Linked DNA regions of Homo sapiens: all the other regions are linked to region 1. A link is an interaction called in ENCODE POLR2A ChIA-PET data of the cell type or tissue named here. Cell type or tissue: PC-3. All regions are shown on one strand.

The links. ChIA-PET counts read pairs that join two places held together with the same protein. Peaks named below come from ENCODE experiments on the same cell type or tissue, not always from the same donor. Only the 100,000 strongest peaks of a DNase experiment are listed, where the experiment ranks them.
Region 2: POLR2A ChIA-PET joins it to region 1 with 9 read pairs; 1 of 35 experiments calls an interaction of 5 or more read pairs at or near these places.
Region 3: POLR2A ChIA-PET joins it to region 1 with 5 read pairs; 1 of 35 experiments calls an interaction of 5 or more read pairs at or near these places.

Annotation. Positions count from the first base shown.
Region 1 is chr14:61,214,990-61,222,989 of GRCh38, forward strand. It overlaps a transcript of PRKCH not described here. Among named protein-coding and RNA genes, the nearest start is that of TMEM30B, 62 kb to the right of the region's middle. In PC-3, no CTCF peak of the experiment used is centred here; a DNase peak (open chromatin) is centred at 3,392; H3K4me3 peaks cover 1,282 bases; H3K27ac peaks cover 2,640 bases.
Region 2 is chr14:61,509,875-61,517,874 of GRCh38, forward strand. The region is part of intron 10 of PRKCH (protein kinase C eta); the gene reads left to right. Among named protein-coding and RNA genes, the nearest start is that of PRKCH-AS2, 32 kb to the right of the region's middle. RefSeq lists an enhancer at 3,326-3,495. In PC-3, no CTCF peak of the experiment used is centred here; DNase peaks (open chromatin) are centred at 4,417, 4,757 and 7,267; H3K4me3 peaks cover 878 bases; H3K27ac peaks cover 6,064 bases.
Region 3 is chr14:61,961,282-61,969,281 of GRCh38, forward strand. The region is part of intron 1 of SYT16 (synaptotagmin 16); the gene reads left to right. Among named protein-coding and RNA genes, the nearest start is that of SYT16, 150 kb to the left of the region's middle. In PC-3, no CTCF peak of the experiment used is centred here; a DNase peak (open chromatin) is centred at 3,940; H3K27ac peaks cover 1,332 bases.

The sequences.
Region 1 (8,000 bases):
AGGGATTATTAATCTCTGTGCCAATTAAAGATCGATTGCATTTATCTTATTAATCCTTGTTTCTTATTTTCCCTGGGCATTATCCACAGACCCTAGCACAGTGATTAAACAGTTAGATGCCGTGATGGTTCATTGCATCTCTCAGCTTTAGCTAGGCTGTGGTGCCAAGTTCTTTGCTCCAACAACAGTCTAGATGTTGTTGTGAAGGTCTTTTTTTTAGATGTGAGGAACATTCACAACCAGTAGACTTTAAGTAAAGGAGAGTACTCTTCATCATGTAGGTGGGTCTGGGTCACATCCAACTGACCAAAGGCCTTAGAGCAAAGACTGAGGCTTCCCAAAGAAAGAATCCTGCCTTAAGATTGCATCAGAGAAACCCTGCCTAAGTTTCCAGACTGCTGGCCTGCCCTGTGGATTTCAGACTCAAGACTGCAACATCAACTCTTACCTAAATTTCTGGTCTGCCAGCCAGCCCTGTAACCTTCAAATTTGCCACCCACAGTTATGACTCAGTTTCTTAAAATAAATCTCTCTCTCTCCCTCTTGACATATAAAAATATCCAATTGGTCTGTTTCCTTAGAAAACCCTAACTAATACAGATGCTCAATAAATATTTATATTTATTGGTTAAATAAAATATTTATGAACAATAGGTATTTGATAAGTGCTTGTTATTTAATTGTGTGACTTTTTGAAGCCTCTGCCCTGAGGTCTGCCTCCCTTTCAGGGCTTGCCATGTTTCGATAGAAGAGTACGACCCTGCTATAGCTATGTTCCACTTTCTATGTTGCAATAAAGCGTTGGCAGATATTTAGAAGTATGTGCCAAAGCTTTCTAAATATCTGCCAAAGAATGGGTCCCATTCTTCAAGCTGTATCCAATTTTGTGTAATATAGAATACCCTTGTGCCAGTCGCAGAATTGAGACTGCTGCTTAGAACTGGTAAGGGTTTTAAGACGCATCCAGGAGAACAACAAGGGCTTCTGGGATTCCACAATCTACTCTGCCCAACTTTGCAGCATAAAAATTGTTAGCAAATTTTATACACCCTGCTGGCTAATAAAATGTGTGGCTTGGGGTTTGCAGCATTTCTGGGGCATTTCTCTTTACATTTATTTTGTTATTCAGATCCTAGCCACCTTTTGCTGTCAGGTTGGTGAAAAGCCTGGGGATAAAAAAATTAAAAAATTGGGGCCGGGCACAGTGGCTCATGCCTGTAAATCCCAGCACTTTGGGAGGCCGAGGAGGGCGGATCACCTAAGGTCGGGAGTTCAAGACCAGCCTTGCCAACATGGTGAAATTCTGTCTCTACTAAAAATACAAAATTAGCTGGATGTGGTGGTGCATGCCTGTAATTCCAGCTACTCAGGAGGCTGAGGCACGAGAATCATTTGAACCAGGGTGGGGTTGGTGGGGTTGCAGTCAGCTGAGATTGGGCCACTGCACTCCGGCCTGTGTGATAGAGCAAGACTCTGTCTCAAAAAAAAAACAAAAATTAAAAAAAATTAAAAAACCAGAAAAGTCAAAGGTTGCAAAGAAATAAGAAGCAGCTGTGGACAGAAGGACAGAGATGTTTGCAGAACTTCTGAAGGATGGGGAGCCCAGCAAATTTCACCTCTACTTTTCCAAGTTTACACTTCACACTTACTTCACTCCCCTGGCAACCCCTTCACAGCTTTCTAGGCTTAAGAGAAGCTGGGCTGCCGAAGGGCTGGTTCTTGAGATGTTGTCATGTGGATGGTTTTGACTCGGCTCGAACATGAGAGAAAGAGCTTTCAGTTACTCTGTGTAGCCTGGTGTACAAAAGTAAGGTAATTTTTAAAAAATTATAGTTAATCTAATATGGCTGTTTCTTTATGAGAAAAACTTGGAGCCAGGTCAGGGAACAAAGTTATTCTGGCGTTTAAAAATGTAAAACGGTTGCATACTGTGGAATATTATGGCCAGGGCTGTGTCTTTCTGGAACTCTTTCTGGAGCCCTTGATCTATACCTTAATCTGGAGGTAGCTAGATCGGCATATACATTTGTAAAAATTCATCAAGCTCTACACTTTAGATTTGCACCCTTTACTAAAAGTGAGCTGTGTTTCCATTTTTAAAAGAGAGAGCGAGAGACAGACTGGGCGTGGTGGCTCACATCTGTAATCCCAACACTTTGGGAGATCGAGTCATGAAGATCACTTGAGCCAGGAGTTTGAGACCAGCCTGGACAAGATGGTGAGTCTCTCCCATCTCTAAAAAAGATTTTAAAAATTAGCTTGGTTTGGTGGCCCATGCCTGTAGTCCCAGCTACAGGGGAGGCTAAGGCAGGAGGATCAGTTGGGCCCGGGAGGTTGAGGCTGCAGTGAGAGGTTGAGGCTGCAGTGAGCCATGTTCATGCCACTACACTCCAGCCTAGGTGACGGAGCAAGACCCTGTCTCAAAAACTAAATAAATAAGATAAAAAATAAAAGAGAAACGAAAAAAGGAACTCATAGTGTAGAGGGCAGATTAGTGCTAGTTCTTCTTCTGAGTCTCCACTCGCACTTAGAGGAGCAGCTCTGTGTCTGCTTAGTCCGGCCTCCTCTATTTCCTGTTTCCACATCTTCCCAACCTCTCCATAGGATCACCTCAGCCTCAACAGGAACATCATCAGCTTCTTCCTCCTCACTAACTAATGGGAATGCCACCAGAACCTTCCTGATGTGTACCAGAAGAAGTTGGGGCCAGGCCAGGGAGGAAGGTTATTCTGGCATTTGAAAGAATGAAAACATTGTCCTGTGATACACAGATGTGCACTCAGTATCCACAGGGCTGGCTCAGATGTCAGCCGGGATATTTGACAAGCAACTTCTGCTCTTTGAAAACCCCTCTTCTACTTTTTAAAAGAATTCCTGTTCTTTTAAACTTCTTTCAGGCTAGAACAGATATGCTAAATCTCATGCAAAGACAAATACAGGGCCTGTCTTGGAACCATATGAAGATTGAGTTTTGATTTTATCTTCTGTTTATTTCTCTGGCAGAGCTGATGTTATGTTCATGGTCAGTAGACATGAATGTGGAACTACTCGGACCCGGCGCGTTTCGTTCCCCAGCATGCTTACCTTGACTTCTCTTTCATTTCTATTCTCTAGTTCAACCAAATTCATAGAAGCATTATCTACTGGAAAATGAAGTTAAAACAAGCTGGGTTCTCTCCAAAAAAAGCAAAACTTGAAATATTTCTTAAAGGGAGGGAAAATACATCTGCCCCACTCATCACAATCTTCTTCCCATGCTGTCGGCCTTTCTTCCTCTCTCCCTCTCTCTGTCTCTGTCTCGTTACCTTTCAACCCTATACCCTCTTCAACACTGTGCCGTGCAGGTAAGCTTCTGGGAAGAAAGCAAACAAGAAACGGAAGCATGACTGAGCTACCCCCTTTCTCACCTTATAGGTTTAGTAAAACATCCGCCTTCATTGTTGGGATAAGAAGCTTTGGTAAGGAAATGAATATGCTTTGCTAAGTAAATGAACCAGATTTATGGGCACAAATGTATGCTTTTGTACATTCCACACTGGCCAGGTTCACCAAAATAAAATGTTCTCCTGCCCCACCGCCCCCCAATTTCAAGGGAAAAAGAGCTTAAGTGGAAGCAAAGCATATACAGACAGAGAGTTTGGCAGCTTAAAAAAAAAGTCTTTAAAATTTTTAGTTGAACCTTGGCTTTTGTCTCTAAGCCCTCAGGGGGAAAATGTGAGCTTGTTTCCTCATTGAAAAAATATCATGGCATTTGACAGGCTGAATTCTTTGATCGTCAAATGTTTCAGTGATTTCTCCAGTGCTCCCCCGATGCTCTGTCCCTCTTCACCCCCCACCTAACTGAGGCTTTGTAACCCGATGCTCTATAAAGAGCTTTTCCACAGGAGCATCAAGAGATGTCCTTGCTCAATATTAAACCTATCCCCCGACTGCCCTCCTTCGAAATACAGTCCCCTCCTGAGGCTTCCACCGCAGCCTTGGCTGGCAGGAGAAGCTGACCCAGCTGTTTTGAATTAGGGGCAATGGGAGGCTTCCTTGTAATATATGACTTAATCAGTGTCCCTGAAGTAAACAGTCCAAGCTGTGGCTGGAAATGACCCGACATTGGACTTCAACAACCTCCTTTGGCTCTGAAGCTGAGAATGAATTTGGATCTCCATAGGTGTGTTATAGGGGCTCATTAGCAGATAGATAGCTGTCCTTGGACCTCTGGAGGAGTGAAGTATTCATGTGGTAGTTGTGTATTATTAGGGTTACCAGATAAAACACAAGATGCCCAGTTAAATTTGAGTTTCATATAAATAAGAAATCTTTTAGTATAAATGTTCCAAATATGGAATGGCAACCATATTGTAAATGATGCTTCAGAAGTGAAAGAGCCATTCTGTTCTTTGTGTTACCTCCTTCCCACGGAGGCAAGGGGTGTCAGCTCCTGTAAGGCTCCATCTGTAAGCCTTGAGTCATCTCTGTTTCTGTTGGTTCATGATTTCTCTTTAATACCAGTTTTCTGTCACTTTGACCAGGTGAGGAGTTAGTTAGCCTCATGAGTAAGCTGGGTGATGGCTGTCAGTGTGTACCATCCTATAAGCCAGAGGCTGAATGCTTAAAATGTTGTCATTATATAGATCAGTTCCTTTATATCTTAGGGTTTTGTTAACCTACTAGTTATATTACCCATCATTAAATAAAAAACAGAAACATACAAAACATAAAACATTTGAGTTGTTATAATTTTCCCTAACTGTAATCATTAAGAGCATTGTGTCAAGTTTTTCAGCTTTATAACGAAGCTTCTTTATAAATCTTATTTCATTGTTATTGTTTAAGGCCTGCATGGAAAATGACTCATGAAAAATGAGGTGGAGATGGCAGAGCTGCTTTGGTGTAATATTGAGAAAGGAGTCAGAAGGCTCAAGGAGGTTGCAATGCTCAGATGAATTTAGTATGTAAGACTAGAGAACCTGCAACCTGACTACATTCCTTGGGAGGCCTCTGGTATATTCCTTTCACTAAAGGACTAAAGAATGCATTGGTGTAGGGTCCCAATATCTTCCAGCTCAGCGGTTCATGGGAGACGCTGCCACAGTACTGGAGAAGCCCTGGGAAGGCAGACAGTCCCAGGGCCTCACCATCCCTGCTTTCTCCCAAACCAAATCTGCTCCTACAACAAATTCCAATTCCTACCAAATGTACCACACTCCTGAAATGGTTGTGAGAGGTGAAGGCTCCTGATCGCCTTCATCCAAGGACATCTCCTCTGTCAGGGAGCACAGTCTTCCTAGCAGGTGTACACCCAAGAGGGGAACTTTTTTGATCACCTCGGCCAGAGCTATAGCTATTGGACAAAATGGGAGGAAAAAACAACAGTAGAAGCCTATTAGATTGGATGAAGGAAAGGAAGCCCCAAATCATCCCTCATGCTAGTTAGGAAAGACAGGGCATTTGAGGATTAAAGAGATTTCTCAAGAAACACAACAGGAAATGCAGAGAGGCCTTACAATCGGTGACCAGAAGGATACACTGGGACAGTGAAAAACCAGATAAGATTTGCAAGAGCCAACAAGAAGACCAAGAATCATGGCACTGGACATAAAGGACAGTGAAGAGCTTAGCTAGGATGGACCAACTCCACACAGGAGGATATAGTAAGAAACGACGAGAGGAAAATTGTTAGCATGGTGCATAAGGCAGTCTAGTCTGCTCACCTAGAAATTCATAAGGAAAGAGCAGATATATTCACATCATCAACACGGGAGGCAAAAGCAGAGTTAGCTAAAAATTAACATGATGATAAGAGAAAAGGGGGAAAGGAAAGGATTAAAAGAAAAAGGAAGAAAATGAAACAGGCAAAGATACAGAATTTAAAGTTTAATTTTTATTTATTCCTGTTCTCACATTTTATTATATTTCCCTGGCAGACAGCCCACGTTCTGGTAAGTCTCGGGAAAGGGGAAGGGTTGGCAGAATAATGTCACTGTAGGGATTTGAATCTTATTACTTGGTGCCGCTAGTGTTGGGCAGACATTTATAAAAATTACATGCTGTGGTGGCAGGTCATTTTTTAAAAAAATGAATCTGGAGCTGAAAATTTAGGACAAAGGTGGGGGTTTCAGATTAGTTTAAAAGAAATGAAAGAAAATGGGACAAAGTCGTTGAGAAGGTGGGGAACCCTCCAACAGCGATCGGCTCAGAGGGAGCTGGAGAGCCCACGGGTTACCGAGAATGAGAAGAACCCAGCTGCCAGATCCCTGATGAGCCAGAGACATTTGCTTCATGGAACTTGTCTTTGGAGGCTTGCTTCTCTAGGGATTTCCCATTAAATTAACATTATGGGTTACAAGTATAGACAAAATCATTGGAATTGTGTTTGGATGGTGGATATATCTATTAGCCCTGCTTTTTCTTCTCTCTCATCTTCATCTCCCTTTTTCCTTCTTGGTTTGCTCTCATTTTCTGCTTGGGAAAATATTGACGTGTGCCCCCTTCATGTGCTTCCCTCCATGTGCCCCCTCCCCATTCTTTTCTCTCCTTTGCTCCTCTTTGTCGTGACAGCGATGGGGGCATATTAAAGTGATGCCTGCCCGAGAACCGCTGCTGCCTATATTCTTCCTGCACAGATTCTGTAGCTGGCACTCTGTTCCCCGGGGATAGGACCTTGGTCCCCACTTAGAGAATCTCCCTAGCCCATGCCTAGTGGCCTTCATAGCAGCTTCTAAGATTCTTTGGAAGGGTGACATCCTCCACCCAAGTCAGGCCCTCCAGACCCCCCAGTGTCACCCCTGTGTCCTCAGCCTCTGGAGCATCTTCCCTTCCTCTTCCTTCCTGCTGCAGCTTTGTCAGATCATTTTCTAAAACACTTGCCCAATGGGAGAAGGAAGGGTTTCAGGTGCATATTTCCCTAAGTGACTTTTTGCTAAAAGGCAGCCTGGGAGAATATTTATAATCCAAACGGTCCACAGAGATTGCCATCCCATGTGACCCTCATCACCTAAGGGTTCTCTCGGGTCTGAGATGGGGGGAAGTAGAAGGCAGCCTGCAGTGCCCCCTCCCACACACTGCCTGCTCTTGCCTGGTCTCCAAAGAGTGCTGACGCCTGCCTTCTGAAAAAACAGAGTCTGTAAAGTGATATTTGCCCCTTTCTAATCACAGAAAAGTTGTCAGACTGGTTCTGAGCCTCCCAGAGGCATTGCTTTTTGCTGCACAATTTGATGTGTGTTATTGTGTTTTAATCATGAAATTAGTGCATCCAGGATCATTAAAAATGATTTTCATAAGGAAATCTTTCAAAATTATTCTTGGTTGCTCAGTGTCTTACTTTAGTTCTGTTATCCCTACTTGATAGTGTGTGTTTTTGTTATTTATTTGGTGTTGTGTAGATCAGAGAAGCATTTTTATTGGTAGTATCCTCATTTGCATCTCTTTATGTTTTTAAGACAATAAATGGCATTTTACTTCAAAACTCCCTCATATCCATGGACTTAGAAAGATACAGACTAGACTCATATTTCCTGTATTAAAATATTTGCACAAAAACACTGTACTTTCTGGCGTGTCAAACAAGCTAATGTGTCTCCTGAGAATTGTGTGTTCAGACATGAACAACTCCATGAACTTTTTTGTGTGTGAATCATTTGAGCTTTGAATGGGTTTCCTCATGGGGAGATATGATTGCATAAAATATTCGACTTCTACCTGAAATGTATCATGAGGTAGTCTTTCAACAAAGACTGTTAGTTCGACAATGGATAAGCAGTGTTTGAGAAAATAAACTCTGCATGGACAAAAAGCTTTCAGTTTCTTGCTTATATTCTGTCTTCTTGGGAGACCAAAGAGCTCTCATGAACTCATGAAATTTGAACCTCAAAGATTCGTCTAATTGAGCTATTTCTGTTTCCACATTTTATTCCCAGTGGCCAGTTTCACACCTATAACATTTAAGAGACTTGGAAAACCTGGGAGATATTTTCAGCCTGTCAGGACGCCTTTTTTTTTCCCCTCTT
Region 2 (8,000 bases), 290 kb after region 1:
ACTGCCCTCCATCCTGGGTGACAAAGTGAGGCTCCATCTCAAAAAAACAAAACAAACAAAAACAAACTATGAATGCTGATGGAGAGGTTCAGTGGAGGCCTTGAGGAGATGACACTTGATTCTGATATGCAAGTTTTCCATTAACAGTGAAACAGGGAAGTCCATGCTAGGTAGACATAGCGACAGGGACAGAGGCGTGGAGGCAGAAAAGCGTCCTGTGCTAAGGAATCATGAGGACTCGGTATGATCAGAGGACCAGAGCCTGGGAAGGAGCAGGGCAGAGCTGGCAGCTGAGGTAGATGGGGGTGAGAACCTGGAAGGTTTTGAATGTTGGGCTAGGAAGTGTGGGCTTTATTTTATTTGCCTTTCAATAGAAGCCAACAGAGGTTTTTGAGGAAGAGACTAACGGGAAATAAATGCAGTGTGTTAGAGTAAGTAACAGAGGAGTAAGCCTGGAAGCCAGGAGTTCAAGTAGGAGGTCTTCTCATAGGTCAGGCAAGAAACAGTCACAGCTTGGGGCAAGCCAGTAATGGTGGGAAGAGAAAGGAAAAGAGGAGGGGGAGCGATTCACATCGAAGGGAGTCTGATGATGTGGTTGGGGGACCAAGGAGTAGGCGTTAAAGATGACTCCGAGATTTCCAGTGAAGGAGCTTTTAACTGAGTAGGGATAGCAACAGAGTACAGTTTAGTTTTTGTTTTTTTGTGTTTAAAGAAACACTTCTGGTAGTTTTGCCCATAAAGCAGTTAGAGATGCGGCCTGGCTCTCCGGAGAGAGGTGTCAGGATAGGGATTTAGACTGGGGAGCCATCTGTCTAAGGGAATACTTGAACTCACGGGACTCAACTGCAAGGTAAAGTGTCAAGCAGGGCAACTGTGCACAACTGGGCAGATTGGGCCCTGAACAACCCTAGGGAGTGCCACCGTATCCTAGTCATTGTAGATTTGTGCAATGATTGAATTTTCTGGCAGATGGCAGTCAGATGTCTTGAGAAAGGGGCACCTTTTTCTAATGTGCACAAAGGTACCATATGGTGTGGCAGGAATGCTGGAAGTAAACCCAGGCAAGAGCCAAGAACAGAACCTTAGGGAACCAGCTATCCTATAAGGGAGGGTGGAGGAGGAGGAGCCTCCGGAGGAGACACTTAGGGGTGGTGAGAGACTTAGGTAGGATTTAAGTGTTTAGTTGCCTCCAATTTGCCTGAAAATAGAGTCACCACACAGTGAACTCTCATCTTACTTTGGTTTAATGACTCAAGTAGAGCCTCTGCTCATATTATCCATCAGTTCTTCCTTTTCACATAGCCGGTGAGTTTTCCTTGGCACTAGCAAGTGGGATCATTAACTGTCTCCATTTGGTTCGGATGTAGAATTATTAAACCTGTGGTTCTGGTCTTGAGAGCCAATGCCTGGCAGGTGACTGTGGCCCAGGGTGAATACCTGCTGCAAAGCCTCCTCTAGAAGGCCCACTGCAGAGCCTGCCTGGGGAGCTCCTAGGAGGGCAAAGGGCACCCTGCCAGGCAAGTCACCTGTCACACCTGGCTCCAGCCAGCTAGGAGTCAGATTGGGGCAGCCCCCCACCCAGAACTGCCAGAGCCTCTCGGATGGCTCAAGTCCTCACCTCTGAGGGCCTGGCAGGGTGAAGAACGCTCCTTGCCTCCTGAACCATATAAGAAAGAAAAGGCATCCCCAGAGCTATAGCTTGGAGGCTTGGCTCCTTTATGGCATAAACTACAAAGGCGCACAGCCTCCCCGATGTGTGCCAATAAGATGGCATAAATGCTTCTTGTGGAAGAGAAGGCTTGTGCCCTGCCTTGGCACATGATCCTCTGCCCACACATGCTTGTCATTGCTGCTTCCTGGCGCTTGTGACCTCCTTTGCATCAGTGGAAAGTTACAGGAGGAGAGATAGCACCACCTTTCTAGTCAGGAATCTGTCACGCAACCCAGATCAAAAACTTCAAGTTCACTTCTGTGTCAACGGGATCCCGACTCTGTGGGTGGATAGAACATTGTGTGGAAAGGCTGTAAAACTCAGAGTGTAACTGCAGTTTTTATCTGAGTGGCTGGAACTCTAGCTTGTTTATTACCTAGATCAGACAGGTAAAATGTTCTACTTTCAAATAATTCATGTTTTTCAGATCTTGAATTTTGGTAAATTTTTTTCATCAGTTGATTCTGTTTCTTAATTTGAGGAATAGAGTTCCTTTTCTAATGGGAAAATATATCACTTGTCATGTCTGTGGTGCTTTCTTGTGTTCTACAAACTCTACGTGAGCATAGGCTGTCTGGCTCTGGGGATCAGAAGCACTCAGGGAGCTCTGAGGACAGGATTTCATATACTACATCCTGAAACTGGGCAGATGATCACATGACCCTTTTTTTTTTTTTTTTTTTTTTTAAAGCAGGGCTCAGAAGCAGAGAGAGAAAGAGAATTTTTCCACAGCCTCAGAGAGAAAATCCAGGAAAATCCAGGAGTAGAACTCATGAGGCTGAGGTTCTGGAACTGTGTTCCCAAACTGCCTTCTCTGGAAAAAATGCAGAGGGAACCAGCCGATTCCTAGTAAAAAATTTTTGACTTACTGACTTTCAAAAAGAAATGAGTTCCATATGATGGGAATTGCATTCTTTGATTTGGACTTAAAGGATTTTCTGAGCTTTTAAATGGTTTCCTATGTAATATTCCATCTCTTCTGGTTTGGGAGTTTTCCATGAAATGCCTTTTTAAAAAATACCCAAAGCATCAAATGAGCTTTTCAGCTTGATGAAGAACTTAAGAAATTTCATCATTCCTTTTCTTCCTGGCTGACCTTTTAATTTTACACAAGATATACAGGAGTGATTTGTCTTGTCTGGTTTGTAAGGATTTTTAATCACCAGCCACACACATTAGTCACTGGCTTTTGTACCTACAAGCCCAATTTTCTTTGTTTTGGGGGTTTTTTAAATAAGTTTGTTTGTTCATTTATTTGGAGACATGGATCCTGTTCTGTCCCCCAGGCTGGAGTGCAGTGGCATGATCATATCCTCAAACTCCTGGATTCACGTGATCCTTCCACCTCAGTCTCCCAAGTAGCTGGGACTACAGGTACACACCACCACACCCAGCTAGTTTTAAAAAAAATTTTATAGAGACAGGGTCTCACTGTGTTGCCCAAGCTGACACTTACAGTAACAGTAGGATCAGACTGAGAGCTGGAAAAGGAACAGCGCAATGGGATTGGTAGCATAAAAGATTTACCACCAGATGCAGAAAGCAGTTCTCACCATTGCTTCCTCAGTTCCTTAGCATCCACCACGCGCAGAACTTTACACTTTACACTCAAGGGGTGTATGAATAAAGGGAATGCAACCAAAGTTTAAGGTAAGAAACTCAGAGCTTGTTCAGTTCAGTTAGTACTTAATTGGCTACCCAGCCTTGTGCCAGGTACCTTGTTCTGGGGCTAGAGAGCTGAAATAAGCATGGAGAAGATCTGCAGGGAAACCAACAGATGCAATCAGTGCAAGAAATGCTGTCATTAGAAGTGTGTACCAAACACCATTGGAGCACAGGCGGAGAGACACCAAACTTGGCCTAGGAAGGGATGCAGAGGCTTTGGAGACAGAGAAGCTTCAGTTAAGAGTGAAAAAGTCAGCCCAGGAGAGAAATGAGCTCTTCCATTTATCTGTGGTGATAAATCAATGTGTTTTAATTTTTCCTTTTTCAGTCCGTTTAGGACCAATACTTTTTATAAAATGTATTAAAAGTAAATTACTAGAAAAATGAAATTTCCAAATACATATAAAACAGAAGACCACATTTTTATTATTAGATTCAGCGGACTTATATTGTCATGTAGTATGACAGTATGATAGTTTGTCATACTGTCAAATAGTTTCGAAAAACTCTGTGCCTCTACTTTTACCTCACCATGGGTCAGCGCCAGTTTGCAGATGAGCGGCAGTTTGTGGACCACACTTTGAGTAGCATTGCCCTGGGCAGAGGAGGACATATGTGAGGATATAGTGATTGACTGATGTGAGAAATGTGGAGGGAATATCATCGTGTCCCATCCCATCGTTTTACAGATGAGGAAACTGAGGCCCAGAAAGGTGACAGAGCTAAGACCAGAGTCCCTGCTTTCTAACTCGAGACAGTTCTTCTTCTTGTCCTTTGACTAACTCACCTGAACAGTCACCAGATAGCACCAGCATTCCAGCCTGCCTACCCTGCTTCACCCACGCCTACTGCCTCTGAAGAAAGGGAAGAATCTGTGTCCATCAGAACATGCCGGGGATACCAGGACACCAGCCTGCTGCCCAACCTGGCTGACCCGTCTGCTCACGGACCCTGTCTTAATGACAGAAGCCACTCCAAGAGTTCACTGTGTCCTGCAGTAGCCAGTTAAATTCATGTAAATCCTGTTTGGGCAGTCAGTGGAATTTTTAATACTCTTCTCCTTTAAAAAAAAAAAAAAAAAAAGGAACAAAGGTTTTTCTCATCTATAAGCCAAACATGAGCAGGCAGTCACCAAGCAGGGCAAATTGTTATCTCTTGGAATCAGTTTGGTTCTAGACTGGTCTTGAAGGATTGACGCCTGGTCTGGGGTGGACTTGAGAGCCACAGAGTATGCTGTCCTGGTCTTAGGTCATCCCCAAGACAGGGGACCTCTGCAGGCAATAGCAGCTTCACGTTGGCTGTAGAGGTCCCAGATGGGTCCCAGGGTCCCAGCACAAACCAGAATCCACCCAGCTCCCCCCACATCCTCCCTAATCCTTCCTCACTGCGGTCTCCTGGGAACCTGGCCAAACCCAATGGTCAGGGAGGGAGTTGCTGTTCAGATTAATAGCCATTTATTATGGGCCTGGTATTTGCAAAGCACTGTGTTAGGCACTGAAGGGAACCCCGAAATATAAAGATATAGAAACGAAGGCAATGAGTCTCCTCATGGATATTGCATTTTAGGTGGAGAAATAAGTCATATAACAGCCCAGACGGGATTTTGAAATTTGTTCTCTCTGCCTGCCTCTTTTGGTCCCCATGACCAAGGAAGGCAAACACCAGTGCAGTGGCATTGATATAAATTCTTAAATGTGAACATGGCACTTGGAGTTGATTGCTTATTTGTGAAAATACATGATAAAAATATTCATAGATTCAGACATGTCAAAAAGATTCCTTCATTTATCACAGAGTTGTTTATAACAGTGAAAAATTTAAGAAGTCTGCAGGTGGCCTTGCATGGTCTGGGTGTTATCACACCACTGAGTGTCAAACCAGCATCTGCTGTTGGGTATGGGTCCTAAGCAATAGACAGGGAGGGGGTGAAGAACAAGGACTGGCTGTACAGTTGAATTTTATTTGATTACGTTGTGAAGTACAGATACTGTTTCACTTCCTGGGAATTTTGTGTTTTATTTCTGGAGATTTGAAATTCTCCAGAATGGAAATAAAGTTCTCCAGCCACTGTGGTGGTGTGGATGGCAACAGGGTTCAGTGACTTCCCTTATCCTCGTTCAACTTATTCTACCTAGCAGAACCAGTCACCTGTGGTGAATTCAGTGGCGTTTGACAGTCTAGGATGAACCGAATGAACCTCAACTTAAACCAGCTTTTTGTCATTGTACTGACCTGGGCACTTGACACTAAACAGAGATCTTAATTCCTGTATCTTCATGCATCAGAATTTGGTCTTAGTGGAGATGTCAATAGACGACGGTGTTGTGGCTGGTTGGGTTTAACCAGTTCTGGAGGCATTTTGCTCGTTGCCCAAGGTACTGGTGCCAGACCATGTCACTGTATGACCCATCTGGCTTTGGCTCCTGGCTCTATTACCCAGAGAGCAGTTTATAAGCCAGATGTGTCACTTAATAGTAGGCATACCTGCCCAAAATGCAAAAGCTTACAGTAGTTATCTAGAATTTACGAAGCTTGTTTTTACTCTTTATCAGTGTTGATTCTTATAAAAATCATGACAGTAGGCCATGTAGATATTATCTTTCTTGTTGATGAATAAATAATAGCCAAGGGCTCTACAGCACTTAATGCATTCCAGGCGCTATGCTAAACCTAATTCACATTAAGTAACTCATCATTTCTATGAGGCAGGAACTGTTGTTATCTACATTTCTTGATGAGGAAATAAGCCCAGAGTGGTTAAGTAACTTGCCCAAGATCACACAGCTAGTAAAACTAAAACTAAACTCGGCTAATCAGGCTCTAAAGTCTGTGCCCGTAGCCTCACAATATGCTGCCCATTGAAATCAGACAGACAGATGAGATGTGGTATGACCTCCCCAAGCCACTTGGGTAGGGGAGGGAAGCAGATTGAGGGAGGCAACTGTAAAAGCATGGTTGGGAAGTTGTCCTTGGCTCATCTCTCTATATGGCACAGGGCTCCAAACTGAAATAGCCACTATTGGGTCAAGATTAGTCCAGCATTTAGGCAAGAAGAATGTTAGTCCAGTCATCTGCTACTTTTGCTAGCATGTATGGTGGTGACACTTTTTAAACTAAAAGTAACACACATAGGCTAAAAAATAAATTTTTCCTGGTTTTTGAATTCTGTTTACTTTTAAGATCTTAGGAAGTTATAATGACTCACACTTGCACATTTAATAATGACTTTTATTAAGAATGCTATGACACAAAATTAGAAACATTCTTCAGACAGTGTCTCCACGTGTAAGTACTTAAAGAAAACAACTAAATGGCTATTTGGGAAAACTGGGCCCTTTGGTTGCAAAACCAAGTGCTGGGGCCGGAGTGAGTGCTCAAGAAGTACCAGTGAGTTCTCCCAAGGGAAATTTCTTAGGGGAAAATGTGATGTCTTTTGCACATGTTACTATGATGTGAGTCCAGTATTGGTAGGAAATCAGTAAAATTCCCTGAACTTTACTGTGTGTGTTGCCGTCTTGTGTCTAGCCCGTGATTGACATTCTAGAGATAATATGAGAAATATTCCAGACCTGACCTTAGAGTTTGTAATCCAGTTGGGAGAAACAAAGCCTTTTATGCAAAACATAATTAGAGAACCAAGCAATATCATCTATAATCTAAAAGTAAAATGTGAGGTATGTTTTTAATTCCAAGAGCCTGTGAGTGGTTCTGAAGTGCAAGTGTCTTCTTGTGTTTTTCAGAGGTTTGTGTTTAGATGGCTCAGGTTTAATCTCTAATGGGGATAGCAGGGAACCAGATGAGACCTGCTGAGGTGGCCACAGTACTGATTCTAGTGGGCAGGCTGCCTCCCCTCTGATACTGTGTAAGGCATTACTAATGCTGGCAACAGTTTGCATATAGCCAATTGCCAAAAGCAGCCTGCACATCCCTCCTGAGGCTGGTCCCGTAAATTCTTCTCTTTCCTGTCGTAAAGCATTCCTCATCACCACCTCCCTTTTCACACTTTATGCAAGGCCGTGCACTGGGACAGCAAATGGCTGCAACTTTCACTGCTTGCTTTTCCCAAGTCGAAGAAAAGTTCCAACGCTGGCAAAGCAAGGACATTGCTATTTTCTGACAATCGAATGTCTTCGAGGAACTAGCTTCAGTGCTGATAGGGTCTGTGTTCCTCTAGTAAGAATAGCACTGTTTCCATTAGAGGGGACCAGGATGGGTAGACAGGCTAAGACGTCTGATTACTCTTTGCTCTGTGTATTTGTATGACAGCTCGGGTGTCTGGCTTACCTTCCTGAGGATGAGAGCCATAGCATTATCCATTTAATAACAGCCACAGTGACAGTGCTGATAATGGCTAGCATTTACCTAGCACTGTGTGCCCTAGAACATTTAATAGTTTCACTCTATGAACTCGTTTGTTGGTCTTCATGCCATGTGTCCAACATAAAGCTAGCAGGACCCATCTGTCCTTGCCCATGCTTATTCTGTGCCACAGCCACCCCTGGTTGTGATTAAGATATTAATGTTAAAGAGGGAATTGAGTTCTGATTTCTCCTCATTCAAAACCATTCTGTCATCTTCATGCACATGCCCTGCAGGCAGCCAGCCAGTAAGGGGTCCTTCATAC
Region 3 (8,000 bases), 750 kb after region 1:
AGGAAAGAGCTTCTGCACAGCAAAGGAAACTATCAACAGAGTAAACTAACAACCTACAGAATAGGAGAAACTATTTGCAAACTATCCATCCAACAAAGGTCTAATATTCAGAATCTATAAGAAACTTAAAAAAACTTACAAGCAAAAATGAGCAACCCTGTTAAAGAGTGGGCAAAGTACATGAACAGACACTTTTCAAAAGACATACACGTGGCCAACAAGTAAGTGAAAAAATGCTCAATGTCACTAATCATTATATAAATGCAAATCAAAACCACAAAGTGACATCATCGTATACCAGTCACAATGAATATTATTAAAAAGTCAAAAAATAACAGATGCTGGCAAGGTTGTGGAGAAAAGTGAACACTTATACACTGCTGGTGGGAATGTAAATTAGTTTAGCTATTGTGGAAAGCAGGTTAGTGATTTCTGAAAGAACTTAAAACAGAATTACCATTCAACCCACCAATCCCATTAGTGAGTATATAGCCAAAGGAATATAAATTATTCTACCATAAAGATACGTGCATGCATATGTTCATTGCAGCACCATTCACAGTAGCAAAGTCATGGAATCAACCTAAATGCCCATCAATGGTAGACTTGATAAAGAAAATGTGGTACATATATGCTGTGGAATACTACATAGCCATAGAAAAGAATGAGATTATGTCCTTTGCAGCAACATGGATGGAGCTGGAGGCCATTATCCTAAGTAAACTAACACAGGGACAGAAAATCAAATAACGCCTGTTCTTACTTATAAGTGAGAGCTAAACATTGAGAGCACAGGGACACAAAGAAGGGAACAACAGACACCAGGGCCTACTTGAGGATGGAGAATGGGAGGAGGGTAAGATTTGAAAAACCACCTATTGGATACTATGCCTATTACCTGGGTGATGAAGTAATCTATACACCAACCCCTGTGACATGCCAATTTAGCTATATAAAAAACCTGCACATATATCCCTGAACTTAAAAGTTAAAAAAAAAAGTTTTGCCAGGTAAATATTTTTGTTTTGTAGTTTTTCTCCCAGTACTTATATCATCCCATTGTCTTCTGTCCTGCAAGGTTTCTGCTGGGAAATTATCTGATAGTCTGTTTGGGCGTCTCTTGAATGTGACATGTGGCTTTTCTCTTGATTCTTTCAAAATTTTTCTCTTTGACTTTTGACAGTTTAATTCTAATGTGTCTCGGTATAGATCTTTTTGTGTTCAATCTAGAGAGTTTTGAGATTCATAAATCTGGATGTCTATGTTCCTCCCAGTATTTAGGAAGTTTTGGTGATTATTTCCTTAAATATACTCTTTGCCCCTTTCTATATTCTCCTTTTTGGACTTCCATAATGCATATATTTGTTCACCTGAGAGTGTCTCATGAGTCTTGTAAACTTTCTTTACTCTTTTCATTCTTTTCTTTCTGTTCCTCTGACTGGATAATGTCAGATGACTTGTCTTTGAGTTCACTCATTCTTTATTCTGCTTGAGTAAGTTGAAGCTCTCTCTTCAGTTCAGACATTGTATCTTCAATTCTAGTATTTGTGTTTGGTTCTTTATTTCTTCTGGCTTCTATTTATTAGTTGTACTTCTCATTTTGCTCACATATTGTTTTCCTGATTTAATTAGTCTATTTGTGTTTTCTTATAGCTCACTGAGCTTTTTAAAGATGGTTATTTTGATGTATTTGTCAAGCAGTTTATGTATCTCCATTTCCTTAGGGTCAATTTCTAGAACTGCAATAGTGTCCATGGAATAACTTAATCGATAAATATTGTGTAAGTTCTGACTGCCCCACTGACCAGTTGTTCCTCCATCTCTCTCCCTCTCCTCAGGCCTTCCTATTCCTTGAGACACAACAATATTAAAATTAGGCCAATTAACAACCCTCCAATGGCCTCTGAGTATTTAAGTGAAAGCAAGAGTCTCTCACTTTAAATCAAAAGCTGAAAATTATTATACTTCATGAGCAAGACATGCCCAAAGCTGAGATAAGCCAAAAGCTAGATCTCTTGTACCAAACAGCTAGCCAAGTTGTGAATGCAAAGGAAAAGTCTTGAAGAGAATTAAAAGTGCTACTCCAGTGAACACACAAATGATAAGGAAGCAAAACAGCCTTATTGCTGATATGGAGAAGGTTTTAGTGGTCTATATAGAAAATCAAACCAGCTATAGCATTCCCTTAAGGCAGTGCCTAATCCAGAGTAAAACCCTAAGTCTCTTTAATTCTATGAAGGCTGAGAGAGGTCAGGAAGCTGCAGAAGAAAAGCTTGAAGCCAGAAGAGGTTGGTTCCTGAGGTTCAAGGAAAAAAGCCATCCCCATTACATGAAAGAGCAAGGTGAAGCAGCAAGTGCTGATGTAGCAGCAGCAAGTTATACAGATGGTCTACCTAAGATCAGATCTTCAATGTAGACCAAACAGTCTTCTACTGGAAGAAGAGGCCACCTAGGATTTTCATGGCTAGAGAGGAGACGTCAATGCCTGGCTTCAAACTTCAAAGGGCGAGCTGGCCCTGTTGGTAAGGGCTGATGTAGCTGGTGACTTTAAATTGAAGCCAATGCTCATTGACCATTCAAAAAATTCCAGGACCCTTAAGAATTATGCTCAGTCTTGTCTGCCTGTGCTTTAGAAATGGAACAACAAAGCCTGGATGACAGCACATCTATTTATAGGATGGTTTACTGAATATTGTAAACCCGCTGTTGAGACTTACTGCTCAGAAAAAGGAGACTCCTTTCAAAATATTACTGCTCGCTGACAATGCACCTGGTCATGCAAGAGCTCTGATGGAGATGTATAAGGAGAAAAATGTTGTTTACATTCCTGCTAACACAACATCCACTCTGCAGCCAATGGGTTCAAGGAGTAAGTTCAACTTTCAAGCTCATTATTTAAGAAATATGTTTTGCAAGGCTATAACTTCCATAGATAGTGATTCCTCTGACTCATATGGGCAAAGCACATTGAAAACATTTGGAAAGGTTCACCATTCTAGATGCTATTAAGGACATTTATGATTCATGGGAGGTCAAAATATCAATATTAACAAGAGTTTGGAAGAAGTTGATTCTAACCCTCTTGGATGACTTTGTGGGGCTCAAGATTTCAGTGGAAGAAGTAACTGCAAATGTGATGGAAATAGCCAGTGAACTAGAATTAGAAATGGAGCCTAACGATGTGACTGAATTGTTGCAATCTCATGGTCAAACTTGAACAGATGAAAAGTGGCCTTCCTATAGATAAACAAAGAAAGTGGTTTCTTGAGATAGAATCCACTCCTAGTGAAGATGCTGTGAACATTGTTGAAATGACAACAAAGGATTTAGGATGCTGCGTAAACTTAGTTGATATAGCAGTGGAAGAGTTTGAGAGGATTTTGAAAGACTTTCTGCTGTGGATAAAATGCTCTCAAACAGCATCATATGCTACAGAGAAATCTTTCATGAAAGGAAGAGTCAGTTGATGAGGCAAACTTCATTGTTGTCTTATTTTAAGGTAACAGCCACCCCAACCTTCAGCAACTACCTGTCCTGATCATTCAACAGCCATAACATTGAGACATCCTCCATAAATAAAAAGATTATGTTTCACTGAGGGATCAGTGATTTTTAGCTTTTTTTTTTTTAGCAATAAAGTATTTTTAATTAAGGTATGCACATGGTTTTTTAAAGATATCCTGCTATTGCACATTTAAGAAACTACAGTATAGTGTAAACATAACTTTTATATGCACTGGGAAATAAAAAAATTGTGTGACTTGCTTTGTTGTGATTTTTGCTTTATTGTGATGGTCTGGAGCTAAACCTGCACTATATCCAAGGTATGACTGCATTTTCAATTCTCTTGGGTGCATACCTAGGAGTGGAATTGCTGAGTTACATTTGGAATTTTAAACATGTCTAAACAGGGCCCTTTTTGTGCAACCCTGATTAGGCAATCCTATAAGTCTTGTGTTGCCGCCTTCTGAGTCATTGCTATGACACTCTACTTATTTAGAAAGCATGTAATCAAATCTACAGTTTAACATAGCTATGGCTAAGAGTCCTTCATGCACTTCTTTAGACTTCTCACTAAGTACTCATAAGCACAGAAAAAGATGAAATTGAAATTAATAGATTCCGGAAGAAACATGAACTCTTTTGAAATAACCAAACTTGCCTTTCTCTAACCTCTCTCTAACTGAACTAAGCTTTCTCTTTCCTTAGCTAGACTTGAACTTATTTCTAGTGTTCCCCATCCCTCACCCCTGCCCCAACCTGAAAGCATGGAGAAAGACCATATCTTAACTGTTTGTCTCTGACTCAGATATTCAAAGGTCATAATAGTGCATATGCCAGAGTGGTTATAAGCATGTTTTAACTTCTTTAACTTAGTGAAAATGTGTAGGGAATGTTTAATATCTGTCAGATTGTAGAGGAAAAAACAAATAGGGAAAAATGAAAGTTTGTAGCTGAAGAAATAGTAATGTAGTTTAAGATGGAACAAGAGCAGTTGAAATAGAATAAATTATCGAAGATGCAATTGAAGAAAACTCTCCTAAGCTTGAAAAAAAAATTGTGGATATCTGATGAAATCTGGCTTCCAGGAAAAATGAACAAAAGAGACTCACAGAAGGATACATTCTGGTAAAATTTTTGTGTTATAAAGGAAAAGCTTCTAGTAGCATACAGACTGAAAAATTCTGTTGCCCACAGAGTAACGAAAAGTAAGCTGCATCATCACACTTATTTATGGAGCATTAAGGCTAAAAGGTAATGGAGCAATGTCTGTATAGTTTTGGGAAGAAAAAAATATTGGGACTTACTTAAAAATGTTATACCCATCCATAGTTAAGCCATTACTACAAGAATTGTTATTAACAAAAATGTTTCTTCTCCAAAAAAGCAGAGTTATTTTGAGTAACATAAGGGCCATTTTCTACACTTTTTCTTGTGTCTTTGGAGATTATATTGAATAATCTCTTCATATTACCTTCAATCTGTGAATGTTTTTACATTAAATTCATTAATATAAGCATATGAAATAGTATATCAATTATGATTAAAAAAAGTTAAGAAAAAATTATTTACCAAGCTAAAATATTAACTGTGACAGGTGATAAGATTGAACATTATCATCATTTTTATATTTTCTAATATTTTCCAAACATTCTACTCTATGCATGAATTGCTTATTTTTTCTTTAACTTATTTAAAAATAATTAAAACTTTTTAATAAATACAAATATTTATAAGCCAAAACAGTGAGGTCTTTACAATTTTATATTTGCCATGTAGATAAAGTGACTGAAAGGAAGCACACAAAATCTTAGTAGTGAGTTGTTTTATCTTTTTCCATATTTTGCAGATTTTATGTAATGAGTTTCATGCTGCTTTTATGATGGAAAAAGATCCTTTATTCAAAAATAAAAATTTAATTTCATTAATTAATGACATTATAAGATGAAGATGTTTCTGCTTATACATGAATCCTCTTTTTCCTAAGACCTATCTTAATGTAAATCATATCCTATGTTGGTAGTTTTGCTGACACCCTTGAGGTATGTCTTTCCAGGAGTTTTCACTGACAGGCACATTGGCCAATGTGTTGTAACATAGAAGAGTTCCAACATTTATTCAGGCAACAAATTATTTATTGAATGTTTACCTTTTGCTAGCTGCTGAGAGTACAATGAGTAACTCAGACATAGTCCCTGTTCTTATAAAGTTTAAAATTTAACATTTGAAATTGGTTGAAGAAGCTGTCAAGGGCTTGGTAGGTGGCAACACACTGTAGAAGCATCCAGCTTTGTCTAGAAGAACAAGAAAGGTTTCAAAGGAAGCATGGTATCAGATTAGCCAGAGGAGCAGTTGTCCCAGGGAGTTGAAATATGCAAAGATCTGGAGGTGTGACCTACGTTTGGGGAACCAGAAATAGGTGAACACAGCAACAAGAAAGAGTTTGATGTTGGAGAATGATGAGCGATAAAGACTGGAATCAGTATCCAGGTCATGAAGGGCCTTGTAACCTGAGTTAGGGAATTCAGATTTTGTCCTCTGGGTAATGGGATGCCATTGGATGGTGCATTAGTTTCCTAGGGTTGTTATTGCAACAAATTACCACAAACTTGGTGACTTAAGACAACAGAAATCTACTCTCACAGTTTTGGAGGCCAGCAGTTCAAAATCAAGGTGTTGGCAGGTTGGTTCTCTGGAGGCTCTGAGGGAGAATCTGTTCCGTGCCTGTCTCCTAGCTTCTGGTGACTGCTGTCCACCCTTCGCAGTCCTTAACTCGAGGTTTTGTAACTCGAATCTCTGCCCTGGGCTTCATGTGGCTTTCATCTCTCCATGCCTTCTTTTTTTGCTGTCTCATAAGGACACTCATCATTGAATTTAGGTGCTACCCTAATCTGGGATGAACTCATTTCAAAATCCTTACCCTAATTACATCTTCAAAGACCTTTATTCCATATAGGGTCACCTTCTGAGACTCATGGTGAACATATGTACTTGAGGCCACAGCTCAACCTGCTACAGGAGGCTTTAGAAGGGCAATTGAACAAACTTATAAATGAAATGACTTATACATTTCAGAATGATTGTTCTGGCTATTGTGTGGAGAATGGACTTGAGGGGGCAAGGTTAGAAACAGGGAGGTCAGTGGGAATCTAGGTATAGAGTACCAGGAACTTTAGAGGTAAGAAAGTGGAGATGAGGCTGGGTGCGGTGGCTCATGCCTGTAATCCCAGCACTTTGGGAGGCCGAGGTGGGAAGATCACTTGAGGTCAGGAGTTCAAGACCAGCCTGGGGAATATACCGAAACCCCGTCTCTACTAAAAATACCAAAATTAGCTGGGTATGGTGGCGCATGCCTGAAATCCCAGCTACTCAAGAGGCTGAGGCATGAGAATCGCTTAAACTCAGGAGGCGGAGGTTGCAGTGAGCCAGGATCGCGCCACTGCATTGTAGCCTGTGTGATGGAGTAAGACTCTGTCTCAGAAAAAAAAATGGTGATGAGTGCAGAAAATACTTTGAAGATGGTTGATTGTGGAAAGAAGAAGATAAAGGGGTGTGGTTGAGGAGCATGTGGTGGTGAGGAGGGAATTTTAAAGGATGGGAGACACCTGGTTCATTTCTCATGCAAATGAGAAAGACACTGCATTCACAAGGGAGAGTGGCTGACAGTATAGGAGTGAAGGGCAAAAAGCTAGAGAGAAGAGGAGGATGGGATCCAGACCTCAGACTGAGTACAAAGCAGCTGGTCCATCCCATATTTGACTGCTCCTAGATATTTTAGTAGCTCTGGAAAGTTGGTGATGAGAAAGATGGTTTACTCCTACTTAAGGACTCTGTTTGTCAAGTGCCACATCAATTACTTTCCATGTGTTACCTCTGTTAATCTTTGATGTAGCTGTGTTTATTTTCTCCTTTTATAGTTTAGCACACTGAAGCACAAAGAGGTTAAATAATTTGCCGAAGCCACACAGATAGTAAGTGGTATGTCATTTCAACCAAGCGCTGTGACTGCTGATCCCTTGCCTATAACTACTGCTACCGGGTACTGCTTCTGAAGGGAGAGGGCATAATCAATATGCATGTACTTTATTTTTCATGGTATGTGTTGGTTTTGATAGCAGGCACTGTTGCTATTTTGCAGACTATAAAGCTATTATCTTGCCTGCTATTTTTGTTTTGTTTTGTTTGTTCTTATATTGGCTTGCCACTAGGTTGATTCAGTAAGGCAGTATCATTTATTTCTTTATCTTTTCAAGGTGTTGAGATTGGTTTGATTAATCTTTTCTCTATTTATCTGGATAGTAAGGTTAGGTGAGTATTATCTCTTCATATTATTAAGGCTTTGTATTATTTGTATTATTAAATCATATATTAAACCTGCCCACTGATTAAAGCTGCTCTTAGGAGATTCATTTTCATAAGCGTTCACATATACCCAATTCCCTTGAATCATTCTTGATATTTGTTCTGTAATCTAACCCTTTATACAAGTTAATTTCTGG